Linked DNA regions of Homo sapiens: region 1 is linked to region 2. A link is an interaction called in ENCODE POLR2A ChIA-PET data of the cell type or tissue named here. Cell type or tissue: HepG2. All regions are shown on one strand. Each heading gives the region's core, and the rest is flanking DNA. Links, peaks and the distances in the headings are about the cores only.

The links. ChIA-PET counts read pairs that join two places held together with the same protein. Peaks named below come from ENCODE experiments on the same cell type or tissue, not always from the same donor. Only the 100,000 strongest peaks of a DNase experiment are listed, where the experiment ranks them.
Region 1: POLR2A ChIA-PET joins it to region 2 with 5 read pairs; 16 of 35 experiments call an interaction of 5 or more read pairs at or near these places.

Annotation. Positions count from the first base shown.
Region 1 is chr6:35,404,215-35,411,031 of GRCh38, reverse strand. It overlaps PPARD (peroxisome proliferator activated receptor delta), which reads right to left. Exons shown (of 8, transcript NM_006238.5): 3 at 1-45. Among named protein-coding and RNA genes, the nearest start is that of FANCE, 45 kb to the left of the region's middle. RefSeq lists an enhancer at 1-377. In HepG2, for the core only: a CTCF peak has its summit at 4,593; no DNase peak of the experiment used is centred there.
Region 2 is chr6:35,471,459-35,478,098 of GRCh38, reverse strand. TEAD3 (TEA domain transcription factor 3) reads left to right here. Exons shown (of 13, transcript NM_003214.4): 8 at 727-788; 9 at 1,664-1,797; 10 at 2,007-2,180; 11 at 2,393-2,533; 12 at 2,611-2,763; 13 at 2,942-4,502. The coding sequence ends at 3,055. Among named protein-coding and RNA genes, the nearest start is that of MIR7111, 4.3 kb to the right of the region's middle. RefSeq lists an enhancer at 3,448-3,587. In HepG2, for the core only: no CTCF peak of the experiment used is centred there; DNase peaks (open chromatin) are centred at 4,708 and 5,268.

The DNA.
Region 1 (6,817 bases), core at 1,818-6,817, 67 kb after region 2:
TGGGTCTGAACGCAGATGGACCTCTACAGGGTGGTTCCCATCAGCCTGGGCAGAGGAGAAGACAGGAAGAGGTCAGGGGAGGCAGTGACAAGGAAGAGGATGGTGCGAGTGGGGCACGCTTGGGGGCTGCTGTCATGGAGGGGGTTCTTCTGCTCCTGCTCCTTCCCTAGTTCCTGCAGTGCTATACCATGGTCTCTGCTCCTTGTATCACAAGTCACCTGCCCTATCACCCTTCCCACCTGGCTCTTGTAGTGGGTTTGTGGGGTTCGGAGCAGGCTCCATAAACTAGAGAGGTGACACATCACTGTGCCACCCTTCCCTGCCTCCTCTGCTGCCTTCTGTTCTGAGTCTCCAGGAAGCACATTGGAATGACTTGAGGGGCTTTTCCCAACTCTCCAGCCCACCTGGAGATCCAGATATGCATCACGCCTCCCATCCCCGACCCTGTCCCTATCAGCACTCAGGCCCAAGAATCACGGCTCTGCTGTGCTACTGTTCCTGAAGGGGTGAGTCCCATCCTTTCAGTGGTTGGGTGTGGAAAAAAGACATAAAGCCCTGCTGTTCTTGGCTCATGTTGACAGCAGATCTGCAACCATGGCCTCAATAGCAGAGACATCAGAAAAAGGAAGATGTGCTCCATCCTGGAGTCTTTCCAAGGTGACAACTTACTGGGTGGTGATGCCACGTCCACATCACCCAGGAGGAGACAGTTCCAACCCTTAGCAAGTAAAACATTATCCACAAATGCCACAGTCAGAGATGATAAGATCATGAGGTACTGTGGAGAGTCTCCCAGCGGGGAAATGTCTGCACCAGACCTTGTGGAAGGATCAGGAGAAGAAAAGATCTGCTTTAAGATGTTAAGCATCTGTGGGACCCCAACTCTCAGATATTTTACCGACAGCTCAAACTCAATCTATCCAAACAGAACCCATCATTTTCCCCAAACCCATTCGTCCTCTAGTAATCTTTACTTTAGCAACCCACCTGCCTGTCTACCCACTCATCAGAACCAGAACCTGGAGTGATCAGAGACTCCTTCTGCTCTCTCTCCCTGCTCTAGACCTGCCAACTCGGCTGTACACTGTAGTCACTGGGGAGTTTTTAAAAAGACAGATGCCTGGTCCCATCCCCAGAGATTCTCCTTTGATTGGTTTGGGGAGCAGCTTGGACATTGGGTTTCTTATTTTTTAATTGTCCTGGTGATTGTAATGTACAGCCAAGTTTGTACAAAACATGTTAAGGCTACACATTCATTTCCACCAGGCCTTCCCTTGCTTGGACTTAACAATAACCTCGGGGCCTACTTGAGGGTGGAGGCTGGGAGGAGGAGAGGAGCAGAAAAAATAACTATCGGGTACTAGTCTTAGTACCTGGGTGATGAAATAATCTGTATAATAAACGCCTGTGACACAAGTTCACCCACATAACAAACCTGCATCTGTACCCTGAACCTAAAATAAAACACCACCACAAAACTCTTAGCTGTTTTCTGATGGGTTTTTTTGTTGTTGTTGTTATTGTTTTTTGAGACAGTCTCACTCTGTCGCCTAGGCTGGAGTGCAGTGGCGCAATCATGGCTCACTGCAGCCTTTATCTCCCGTGCTCAAGGGATCCTCCCACCTCAGCCACCCAAGTAGCTGGGACCACAGGTGTGCACTACCACACCAGCTAATTTCTGTATTTTTTTTTAGGGATAAGGTTTTGCTATGTTGCCCCGGCTGGTTTTGGACTCCTGGGCTCAAGCAATCTGCCCACCTTGGCCTACCAAGGTATTGGAATTACAGGCATGAGCCACTGTGCCTGGCTTAAAAATAATTTAAATTATAATAAAATAAGAAGGCAAAACTTAATAATGTGGAAGATGAGAGGGAGTGATCAACATTCAATCAGCTCAAGTCCCTTTACTTCTCAAAAGATGTCTCAAGATGCCGATGTATGATTTCCAAATCATTAGAGTGGGAAAACCTGGAAAAGGTCACGTAAACCTCTAGCTTTGTGACTGAGGAAGCCTCACAGACAGGAGCAGACCACAGAGACACAACTAAATGAATGTGGGATCCTGGACCAGATCCCCGAAGCAGAAAGGGGGCAGTGGCAGAAAAACTGGTAAGGTCTGAACAACACACTGACTTTGGTTAATAGTATTGTACCAGTGTTCCTTTATGTAAGATTTAATGTGAGCTGGGTAAAGGATATGTGGGGACTCTGTACAATCTCTGCAACTTACTCTGTAACACCGAACTTTTTTCAAAATAGAGTTAGAACGAAAAAACCTTTAAAAATTTTGGTTTTCTGGCTTCTCTTGAAAATTGGGCAGACCTGGCCCTTGGGCACCTGCATGCCTCTGGCACCCACCCCCAGAGCCAAGCAATCGGCTGCCCACTCGCATGGTCTCCACTAGTGGCAGTTTCTCCCCTGCAGGCTCTTTACTCATTTACACTGCATTGCAGGGACTTGATAGTTTGTTTAATGTACATCAGTTCCTCAAGGATCAGTCCCTGACCACTCGCCCCTGGGTGTTAAACTTGAGAAGCACCAGACCCAGAGCACAGGAAATGTTCACAGGTGCTGTCCTGCTCACCCCGTGGCTTTCTCCAAGTGGCAGCTGGGGCAGTCACTCCTACTTCTCCCCAGCTCCATTCTCCTTCCTTCTGAGTCTCAGTCTTCTCTGGATCAGCAATCTGTGCCTACCTAAACACTCAATTTCCCCAAGCTCTCTTGCAGCTACAGTGTTCATTGGCATAATTCTGACCAGCAATATGTGAACAGAAATCTACCAGGAGGAGCTTCCGAAAAAGCTATTATTTCCTAATAGAGAGACAAACTTCTGCCCCTCCCATCTTCCTGCCTGGAACAGGAATACTATGCCTAGAGGTGTAGCAGCTGCCTTCGGAGCAGCAGAAGACAGGGTAGGAGGGTGGGTGAAAAGTCCGAAAGCACCTGGCCACTGTGGCCTCCCAAAGCTGCTGGACCCACCCTGCAATGCCGGCCTCCAGACTGCTTGTTAGGTGAAAAAATCAAACTTGTTTTACCAGGCACTGATTGCCGGATTTCTGTTGCATGCAACTGAACGCAATCCTAATTTAAAATAGGAGACATAAAGACACTTAGCTCAAGAGTAGAGTGGGGTTCTGGGGTGGAAGTTGGCCACAATACTGGAAAAAGGACCCTAGCAATTACCAACAGCAGTGTGTGACTGTAGTGGCATTAGTCAGCTTTTTTTTTTTTTAATTGTGTGAAAGACAATTATTCTTTTATTTTTATAATATATTCAGACTCGGCATGGAGAGGAAACTAATTTTAGCTGAAATCTTTTTTTTCAAAGTTTATTTTATTTTATTTTATTTATTTATTTATTTTATTATTATTATACTTTAAGTTTTAGGGTACATGTGCACAATGTGCAGGTTAGTTACCTATATATACATGTGCGATGCTGGTGTGCTGCACCCATTAACTCGTCATTTAGCATTAGGTGCCATTATCCAAATAACAAGTACCAGAAACACTGATTCTTTATGCTCCACCAGATTGAAAGCCTGGAGATGGAGGAGGTAGGGGAGGGTGAGAAGGGGCCACGGGAGGCCTCAGAAGGGATGAGTCCCAAGAGAAGGAGCAGCACGGGTGACAAGGGTCAGATGGTGGGACCCCCGAGAGCCACAGCGCAGTGGCGGCAGAGCCCAGGGTGAGTGGGATGAGGCAATGAGAACACACTCTGTTTTTGGACCCATGTGGCGTGGGTGTCAGTGGACACGGGGCAATGCACACCAGGCTGTGGTGATGAGAGCCAGGAAGAGGAGGACGTGAAGATGTGGGGTCCCCGCTTAGCAGGCAGTAACAGAGGAGGAAAAGCTACAATACTGCCTGGTATATATACTTGACAACACAGCATCTGAGCCTCTGGTGACCCTGGGGAAGACCTGATGGAGCTCCCTGTCAGGACCAAATCCTGGAGGGAGGGGAGGGAGCTGACTGAGCTCCCACTATGCGTCACGCTCCCACTCAAGCCTCGCCAGCCCCCATTAAGGCCTTATAGGCCCCCCTTGCAGATGACAAAAGTGACAGGCCTGAGGATCCCAACAGGGCATCTCAGAACATGCTAGAGGACGAAGCAGAAAACGGCAGAGCTTCGGACACAGCAGGACTCGAGCCGGGCCAGGCCCTGACAGCTGTGTGCACTGGGCCGTGTTACTCAGCAGAGCCTCAGCTCCCACTCCCACATATGAGCTGGTAGTGGGTTTTTTTCACCAGAACCGGTAAAACTGTTCTCAGTTTCGGGAGGTGTAAGTAAGTGGTTGCCTCTTAGACTCAGATGCAGTTCTGGACTCTGGCTAGAGTTCTGAATTTGGGACCAGGGTCTCTAGTTCCCACGCTGACATCTCTCCCTAGCCTGGAATTGTCTCTTCTGACTGTGGCCTCTCAAGGACACCAGTGAAGAGGAAGGGGAGCTGTAGCCTGGCTGTTCTAAAACCTACCCACGTCCCTTGGGCTGCTCCTATTTAGATTGAACTGCTGTGCTGCAGCCCATCCCTGCATTTTGCCAGAAGCCTGCCATTTTCATATGGCCTCCTTGCTCCATCTACAGCTGAGGTCTGTCATCTACCCTGAGCCAAGGTTGCTCCCTGTTCTCAGCTTGCCCAGCCAGGAGCAACCTTGACCCCTAGGCTCTCTCCCCTGACCCACTGGACCTAGGCCCACTGTCTAGATTTTCTCAGGTAGCTGCCACCCCACCCACCACAATTCCTGCAATGAACCCTATTCTCCTCTTCCTTTCTTAAGCCCTGGCACTAAAGATAGCACAGGCTGGGCTGGGCATGGCTCATGCCTGTAATCCCAGCACTTTGAGAGGCTGAGGCAGGCAGATCACATGAGGCTAGGAGTTCGAGACCAGCCTGGGCAACATGGCAAAACCCTGTCTCTACTAAAAACACAAAAATCAGATAGGTGCGGTGGTGCACATTTGTAATCCCAGCTACTCGGAGGCTGAGGCACGAGAATCACTTGAACCCGGAGGGGAGAGGTTTCAGTGAGCCAAGATCGCACTGCTGCACTCCAGCCTGAGGACAGATTGAGACCCTGTCTCAAAAACAAAAAAAAAAGTCCAGGTGCGGTGGTTCATGCCTGTAATCCCAGCACTTTGGGAGGCCAAGGTGGGTGGATCACTTGAGGTCAGGTGTTCGAGACCAGCCTGGCCAACATGGTGAAACCCCATCTCTACTAAAAATACAAAAATTAGCCAGGCATGGTGGCGCACGCCTGTAATCCCAGCTACGTGGGTGGCTGAGGCACGAGAATCGCCTGAACCTGGGAGACAGAGGTTGCAGTGGGCCGAGATCGCACCACTGCACTCCAGCCTGGGTGACAGAGGAGACTCTGTCTCAAAACAACAACAACAACCACAATACAGCCAGGCACTAAGTTTAATTTGTATGCCGGCAAAAAACCCTGGCTTTTTTTTTTTTTGGTCTGGCTCCCAGTGTTGGCTATCTCCCCTCTCCACGCCCCAGCACTATGCCAGAGCCAGAAGCCCTCTGATCATGTCACAGCTTTGCCCCACTTAAGAGGCTGGAGCTTCAGACCCCCAGACAACACAAGGGCCCTGAGCCAGAATGAGGGGGCACGAATGCAGCAATGTAGCCCCTCACCAAAAAGTAGTCCCTAGCAAAATAATTTCTTGCATGGGGCATGGGGGAAGGGCAAGGGGGCTCACACCTATAATCCCAGCACTTTGGGAGGCTGAGGCAGGCAGATCACCTGAGGTCAGGAGTTCAAGACTACCCTGGCCAACATGGCAAAACCCCTGGTTATCCGGGTGTGGTGGCACGCACCTGTAATCCCAGCTACCTGGGAGGCTGAGGCAAGAGAATCGCTTGAACTAGGGAGACAGAGGTTGCAGTGAGCCAAAATCACACCACTGCACTCTAGCCTGGCAACAGAGCAAGACTCCATCTCAAAAAATAAAAATAAAAGGATTTCTTGCAAAACAAACCCCTGGACTATTCCAATTCTGACATATATGTATGTGTGTACACACACACACACACACACACACACACACACACACACACACACACAAAGCCTGCAGTGCACATGCAGCCCCCATGCTCCCATTCCAATACCCACTGTCTGGCCCCAAGAAGAAACTCAGCCCTTCAGAGAACTTAGGTGCAGGGAGGGGCATGACTCCATCCATTGCCCATTGGCAGGTGAATTTCATGGGCAGTGGTAGTTAGAAGCTTAACCCAAATGGCCCAGAGCTCTAGAGAGACCTGGTCTGGGGCCAGAGCAACTAAGCCACCTGGGGCCCAGTCCTTCCCACCAAGTCCAGTTGTCTCCCTTCCCCGTCTCTGCTAGGAGTAGGGAGGGGCTCACTTTCAGGGCAGCCCTCTGTGCTCCTGGTCAGCTGGGCAACCCCCAAGTGCCTCGTACTCCTCGTGGTGACTCAGGTGTTTCCCTGATGCCCACTGGCAGGCTGTACGGTGTGGGAACACTTCTGCCCTACCCAGGGGATGAGTGGGGACAGTCAGTGTGCCAGGGGCCTCCATCCTCCATGGGCTCCATCTGCCACATGGTACAGCCTGATGGACCTTCTTACTGTACCAGAGCCTAAGCTGGATCACCACCTCCATCACAATAGTACTAGCTTCCCTTCTCCAAGGACTTATTACACACCATGCTCTGTGTATGTTGGCAAATGTAATCCTCACAACAACCCTAAGAGGCAGGTACTATTATCATCTCCATTTAACTGACGTGGAAATTATGGCACAGAGAGGCAAAGTAATTGGCTCAAGGTCACACAGTAACTAGAGAA
Region 2 (6,640 bases), core at 1,641-6,640:
GGAGGATTGCTTGAGGCCAGGAGTTCAGAATCAGCCTGGGTAACAGGGCAAGACTTGCTCTCTCAAAAAAAAAAAAAAAAATTAGCTGGGTGTGGTGGTGCGTGCCTGTAGTCCTAGCTACGTGGGAGGCCAAGGCAGGCTAGGATTGCTTGAGCTCAGGAGTTCCAGAGTTCCAGGCTGTAGTGAGACTTGATTGCACCATTGCAACTACAGCCTGAGCAACAGAGGGAGACCCTGTCTCTGAAAAAAGAAAAAAAAAAGCTGGAGAGTGGCAACAGGACAGCTGATGCGCTGGCTGTTCACTATGCATTCTCTCATCAGCATGCATCCACTTGTCATCCATCTCTTTGTTTACTTTCTGCTCAGTTTCTGAGGCAGTCTCTCAGTTAACAAGTCAGGTGGTCAAGTGTGCTGGTTCTTCAACTCTAAAACAACTTTCATCAAAAGACCCTCAGCTTAAGGAGCAGCTTTTCAGGGTGGGGGGTGGGGAAGGTTGAAATGAAATCCTACACTAAATGGGCAGATCAGCTGGGAGACGCAGCAGGATTTCACAAAAGCTAAAATGTGCAGAAAACAAAAAGCTTGCGAGTTAGCTTTTCAGCATGCGTTTCTGGGCCTCAGCAGAAAGGCTGGGTGGCTTGCTCCTGGGGTCTTGGAAGAGGGGCTGGGCCAGGTGGAAGGTAGGGAAGAGGGAACCCTCTCACCAGGCTGTGCTCCTGTCTGCAGCATCAAGCCCTTTGCACAGCCAGCCTACCCCATCCAGCCGCCCCTGCCGCCGACGCTCAGCAGTAAGTTCCCCACACGAGGTGCTCTCCCTTGGCACCTGCACCTCCACTCAGGAGAGCTGGGGTCCAACTGTGTGTGTTTGCTTTGGGAGGGAGGGGGTTGCGACATCTACAGGAGATTGGGACAGGCCAGGAATAGCCCCTTTACCTTGTACAATGTTGCTTCCAGATCTCTGGCACAAAACCATAGCCAAGCCAGGCGTGGTGGCTCATGCCTGTAACCCCAGCACTTTGGGAGGCTGAGGCAGGTGGATCACCTGAGGTCAGGAGTTCGAGACCAGCCTGAACAACATGGTGAAACCCCGTCTCTACTAAATACAAAAATTAGCTGGGCGTGGTGGCGCATGGCTATAGTCCCAGCTACTTGGGAGGCTGAGGCAGGAGAATCACTTAAACCCAGTGGGTGGAGGTTGCAGTGAGCCAAGATTGTGCCATTGCACTCCAGCCTGGGCAACAAGAGTGAAACTCCATCTCAGAAAAACAAAAAAACCATAGCCAATACACAGCTACAAGCACACACCACCAAAACCTACATTTACACACATCTCTATGGATAGAAAACTCCCCATAAGGAAATGCACTGAAATCTTAACAAGACTTTCTCTTTCTAGATGGTGGGATTCTGGGTAATTGTTCTTTCCCTTTTTTACTTCTCTGTGTTTTCTGTTTAAACACACAAGGAAATGTTTTTGATATATACTACTAGGGCCACCACGTATGGTTGTGCAGGTTGTACACTGTACAAGGACACATAGTAGGGGAGTCAAAATCCAACTCATGTTCCTTCCCAAAAGGGGCACCTTTGCAAGCTGGGGGCAGCTTTGTCAGTAAGCACCTGCATGCATCCATGCAGATGAAAATCTGTCTCGCCCTCCCAGGTTATGAGCCCCTGGCCCCGCTCCCCTCAGCTGCTGCCTCTGTGCCTGTGTGGCAGGACCGTACCATTGCCTCCTCCCGGCTGCGGCTCCTGGAGTATTCAGCCTTCATGGAGGTGCAGCGAGACCCTGACACGGTAACGTGTTTGGGGGTGAGGGTGAGGCTTTGCACAATTGTGGAGAGGCCGGCCGGGTGATCCAGGGCTGCAACTCAGGATCTGGGGGTTGGGGGTCTGGCCTGTTCAGGAAGCCCTAGGCAATTCTATACCTGTGCAGTGCTCCCTTCCCCGCCCCCGGGCCTGCAAGCCTGAGTACTCTCCTGACCCTGTCTGGGCCCTCCCCACAGTACAGCAAACACCTGTTTGTGCACATCGGCCAGACGAACCCCGCCTTCTCAGACCCACCCCTGGAGGCAGTAGATGTGCGCCAGATCTATGACAAATTCCCCGAGAAAAAGGGAGGATTGAAGGAGCTCTATGAGAAGGGGCCCCCTAATGCCTTCTTCCTTGTCAAGTTCTGGGTGAGTCCCCCTGGCCTTCTCTGCTCCAAGCCCCCTTCCCCACCCCAGAGGTGCAACATCCAGGCCCACTGCATTGACCTCTGACCCTGCTGCATCCTCATGGCTTGTGGGCAGAGTGCCAGAGATGGATCCTTGGGCAGGACTCTGATGTGGTGTGGCGGGAATACTTCTGGTCTCTGCCAGCACCTAACACCCCCCACCCCCATGCCCAGGCCGACCTCAACAGCACCATCCAGGAGGGCCCGGGAGCCTTCTATGGGGTCAGCTCTCAGTACAGCTCTGCTGATAGCATGACCATCAGCGTCTCCACCAAGGTGTGCTCCTTTGGCAAACAGGTGGTAGAGAAGGTGGAGGTGAGTGGGGGCTCTGGGTGGCTTGGTGGGGCTGGGAGCAGGCAGGCCGAGTGACGCCTTCTCCATATTCTCTGCAGACTGAGTATGCCAGGCTGGAGAACGGGCGCTTTGTGTACCGTATCCACCGCTCGCCCATGTGCGAGTACATGATCAACTTCATCCACAAGCTGAAGCACCTGCCCGAGAAGTACATGATGAACAGCGTGCTGGAGAACTTCACCATCCTGCAGGTATGGGGGCAGCAGGGGTCGTGGGGAGTCCCACAGGCCAGGGCCTCCAAGTTGGGTAGCCAGACACATCGCTTGGCTGAGAGGCATAGATCCGGAAAGGAGAATGGTCTGTTCAGCCCCCTGCCCCGTGGCCCTTTTCTCCCTGACCTCCTGAATCTCTTACCTGCTCACCCCCCAGGTGGTCACGAGCCGGGACTCCCAGGAGACCCTGCTTGTCATTGCTTTTGTCTTCGAAGTCTCCACCAGTGAGCACGGGGCCCAGCACCATGTCTACAAGCTCGTCAAAGACTAGGGTGCCCTCTGCGCCTCCTTAAGGATGCAGGGTGAGCATCTCCTCTCCACACCTGCCTGGCACCCCTGGGGGGGTCCAGGATTGAGGATTCATCTACCTGCCAGGCCTCAGGCCCAGGACCCAGGAGGCCTCCCCACCTACCCCAGCACACACACTCCCTGCCACTGTTCTGCGCTTTAATTGTGGGAGAAGAGAGGAGAGGAGGGCTCAGCGGTGGGGCAGCCTGTCCGGGGCGCTGACCCACCATCACCCTGCTCTGCCCAGCCTCGCGTGACCTCAGAGAGGTGGGGATAGGGGACACCTTCAGCCTCCAGCATGTGTGGCCACTGTACCCCCACCCACCCTTGGGGGAGCATGATGGGCAGGTGAGGGCAGGATGGAGACCAAGGGAGTCAGTGAGCAGAGGCCCTGGGAGTGTCCGGTTGGGGTTGGACTGAGGACAGAGGGGCCCACACTTCCTTGCCCCTTTGTGTCCCAGGCCTGGTGCCCAGACTCCTTGCATGGCTTGTGTGGTCCTCAGACTCCGCACAGCGAGCGTAGGTCTCTGGGTTTCAGATGAAGTGCCCAGGCTCCAGGAAGTTGAGGGACCCACAGGAGAGGTGGGCAGAGCTGGAGTTCTCATCCAGGGCTGCTTGTCCCCAGAGCCCAGGTTTATACTACCTCCCTGGGGCGGGGGCTGGCCGCAGGGTAGGGGAGAGGCTCTGCAGTGTGGAGTGGAGCCTCATCGAGGGGCGCTGGGTTAGGGGAGCACCTGTTTCAGACTGGGCATGAAGAAGGGAGCACAGCAGCTACTAGACCCCATTAGCACCTCATTAGCCCACAAGCCAGCCAGGGGCCCCAGGAAGATGGGGCACCCCCCAGCACCCTCCAGATTGAGAGCAAGGTAGAGGAAGGAGTCCCAGCCTCTGGGCAGACCAGAGGCCCAGAGGGAGAGAGTAGCAGAAGGCTTTTGATTTTTCTCTTGCCTGAGGCTTGAATCTGACAAACCCTTGGTGGGCACTGCTCCCTTAGGTTCTTCCCCACCTCAATCTACCTGCCTAGAGTAGCAGCTCCCAGACCCAGTTCTGGGACTGAAGGTTAACCCTTCACCTGCTGTCCCTTCTTAACACCCAGGCCCCCAGAGCCAGCTGGGCCTGTCCAGCAGCCACCTGTGGGTATTTATGAGTTTCATATGAAGTACTGTGCCCCTTCCCTTCCTCATCCCGACCCTGCCCGAGCTTCCTGAAGGTCCTCACTGTTTGCATATCGCTCAGGCCACCTCCAAACCCCACCTAGGTTTTATAATGTATATTATATATTTTTTTGTGTATTTTTAAAATCCAGCTGTGATGGGTTATATCATAAATGCAGCTTGGGGTTGGAGCAGGGGCCCTCAAAGGCCCAGCTCCTGCTCAAAAAAAAAAAAAAAAAAAAATTAAAGTTATTTGTTTGTGGGTCAGTCATGTAACCACTTGTGTGCCAGACCTTTGGATTGGAACAGCTTCAGGTGAGGGCTCCTCCTAGGTCCTGGTGTGTCATCACCGCCAACCCCTGCAATGCCATCATCTCTTGGGGGGCCCCAAGGCCTACCCACACTCAACATTTCCCTCACTCCCTCCTGCTTCCAGCTGAGCACTTGTGTGTGCTGGCCTGAGGTCACCTAAGGGAAGTGATGTGCTCAAGGTCGCACATTGACTGAGATGGAAGCTCCAGGGCCCCCTGATAAGCCAGCACAACACAGACCAAAGCCTAGGGGTTAGCAACTGACCCTAAGTGACTCAAGGAGGGTAAGCGCTCTCCCCAGGTGACAACTGCTGACCTACCCATGTCTGCCTGGAAAGCCCTGCTGTCCTGAGCCACCTGTCCACAGTAGGGACAGACCACAGTCCTTAGAGGGCTGGGGCAGAGATAGTTCAAGACTTTCAGCGGCCGGGCACAGTGGCTCACACCTGTAATCCCAGCACTTTGAGAGGCTGAGGCGGGTGGATCACGAGGTCAGATCAAGACCATCCTGGCTAACATGGTGAAACCCCGTCTCTACTAAAAAAAAAAAAATGCAAAAAATTAGGCAGGTGTGGTGGCACACGCCTGTAGTCCCAAATACTCAGGAGGCTAAGGCAGGAGAATAGCTTGAACCCGGGAGGTGGAGGTTGCATTGCAGTGAGCCGAGATTGCACCACTGCACTCCAGCCTGGGTGACAGAGCTAAACTCCGTCTCAAAAAAAAAAAAAAAAAGCTTTAAGCAAACATTTTCCCAAAGAGGCTGTTCTAGCTTTTTCTCCTGCAGTTAAATATGGGTGAACTGATTGGACTCACTTGTCACAGGATGAAACTGTATTTGCTCTAAGGGTGGCAGGCTAGAGATGAGACTCTAGAATAAAGGGTTAAACAGAATGGGGATGACCCAGTTAAATTTTAATTTCAGATAAACAGATGATTTAAGTATGTTCCATGCAATACTAAGGACATCCTGCATTTTTATTTGCTAAATCTGGCAACCCTCTAGAATCTAGTCTTCTAGGTCATTCTAGTCCAACCTTCAAGTTAACAGATCGGGAGAACTTGAGACATGTTAAATGTACTTCTCACAGCCAGTCACTGCCAACATCAGGATTCCAACCTGGTCTGCCTGACTCCACGTTGTGTGCCTGGTATCCCACTAGGAGCCCCAAACTGTCACCTGCTGGATGGGTGGGAGGGTACCGAGCCCCAGTAGGTAGGAGGGGTCCAGGAAGCAGAAATTCCTGGAGGCTGCACTGGACACCGATTACATCTGTGGGCGATTAGCACACGAGCCTTCAGATAATTGCTTTTGCTTTAAGCTGAAGTTTCCCTTTTCCTTCTGATTGCAAAGATCACAGGAGGTTCAGAAAATACAGAAAAGCCCAAAGAAAAGAAAAATAACCACAACAAGTAGCTGGCTGGACCTGTCTTGAGAACCAAAATTCACTGCTCATCCTCATTAGGTTTTATACCTTTCTTACCAAGAAAGTGCTGTTAACTTCTTAAAAGCTAAAAAAGCAAAAGCTGCTCAGAGTAAAAACCCTGTGTTCTTCATTTCAGGGACAGGGAAGGCTTGTTTTGAGAAATGCAGCATCTCCCCCGACCCCCCGACTCCCACACATACCACCGATGGACTCTTGCTGTTGCCCAGGCTAGAGTGCAGTGGTGCGATCTCAGCTCACTGCAACCTCCACCTCCCAGGTTCAAACAGTTCTGCCTCGGCCTCCCAAGTAGCTGGGATCACAGGCGTGAGCCACCGCACCCAGCCAAAATACAGCATTGTTAAGCACTGCTTTTATGCTTTAAAATAACCGTTCTCAGCCGGGGGTGGTGGCTCACGCCTGTAATCCCAGAACTTTGGGAGGCCCAGACGGGCGGATCACAAGGTCAGGAGATGGAGACCCTCCTGGCTAACACGGTGAAACCCTGTCTCTACTAAAAATACCAAAAAACTAGCCGGGCATAGTGGCGGGCGCTTGTAGTCCCAGCTACTCGGGAGGCTGAGGCAGAATGGCATGAACCCAGGAGGCGGAGCTTGCAGTGAGCCCAGATCACGCCACTTATACTCCAGCCTGGGGAATGGAGCGAAGACTCAAAAAAAAA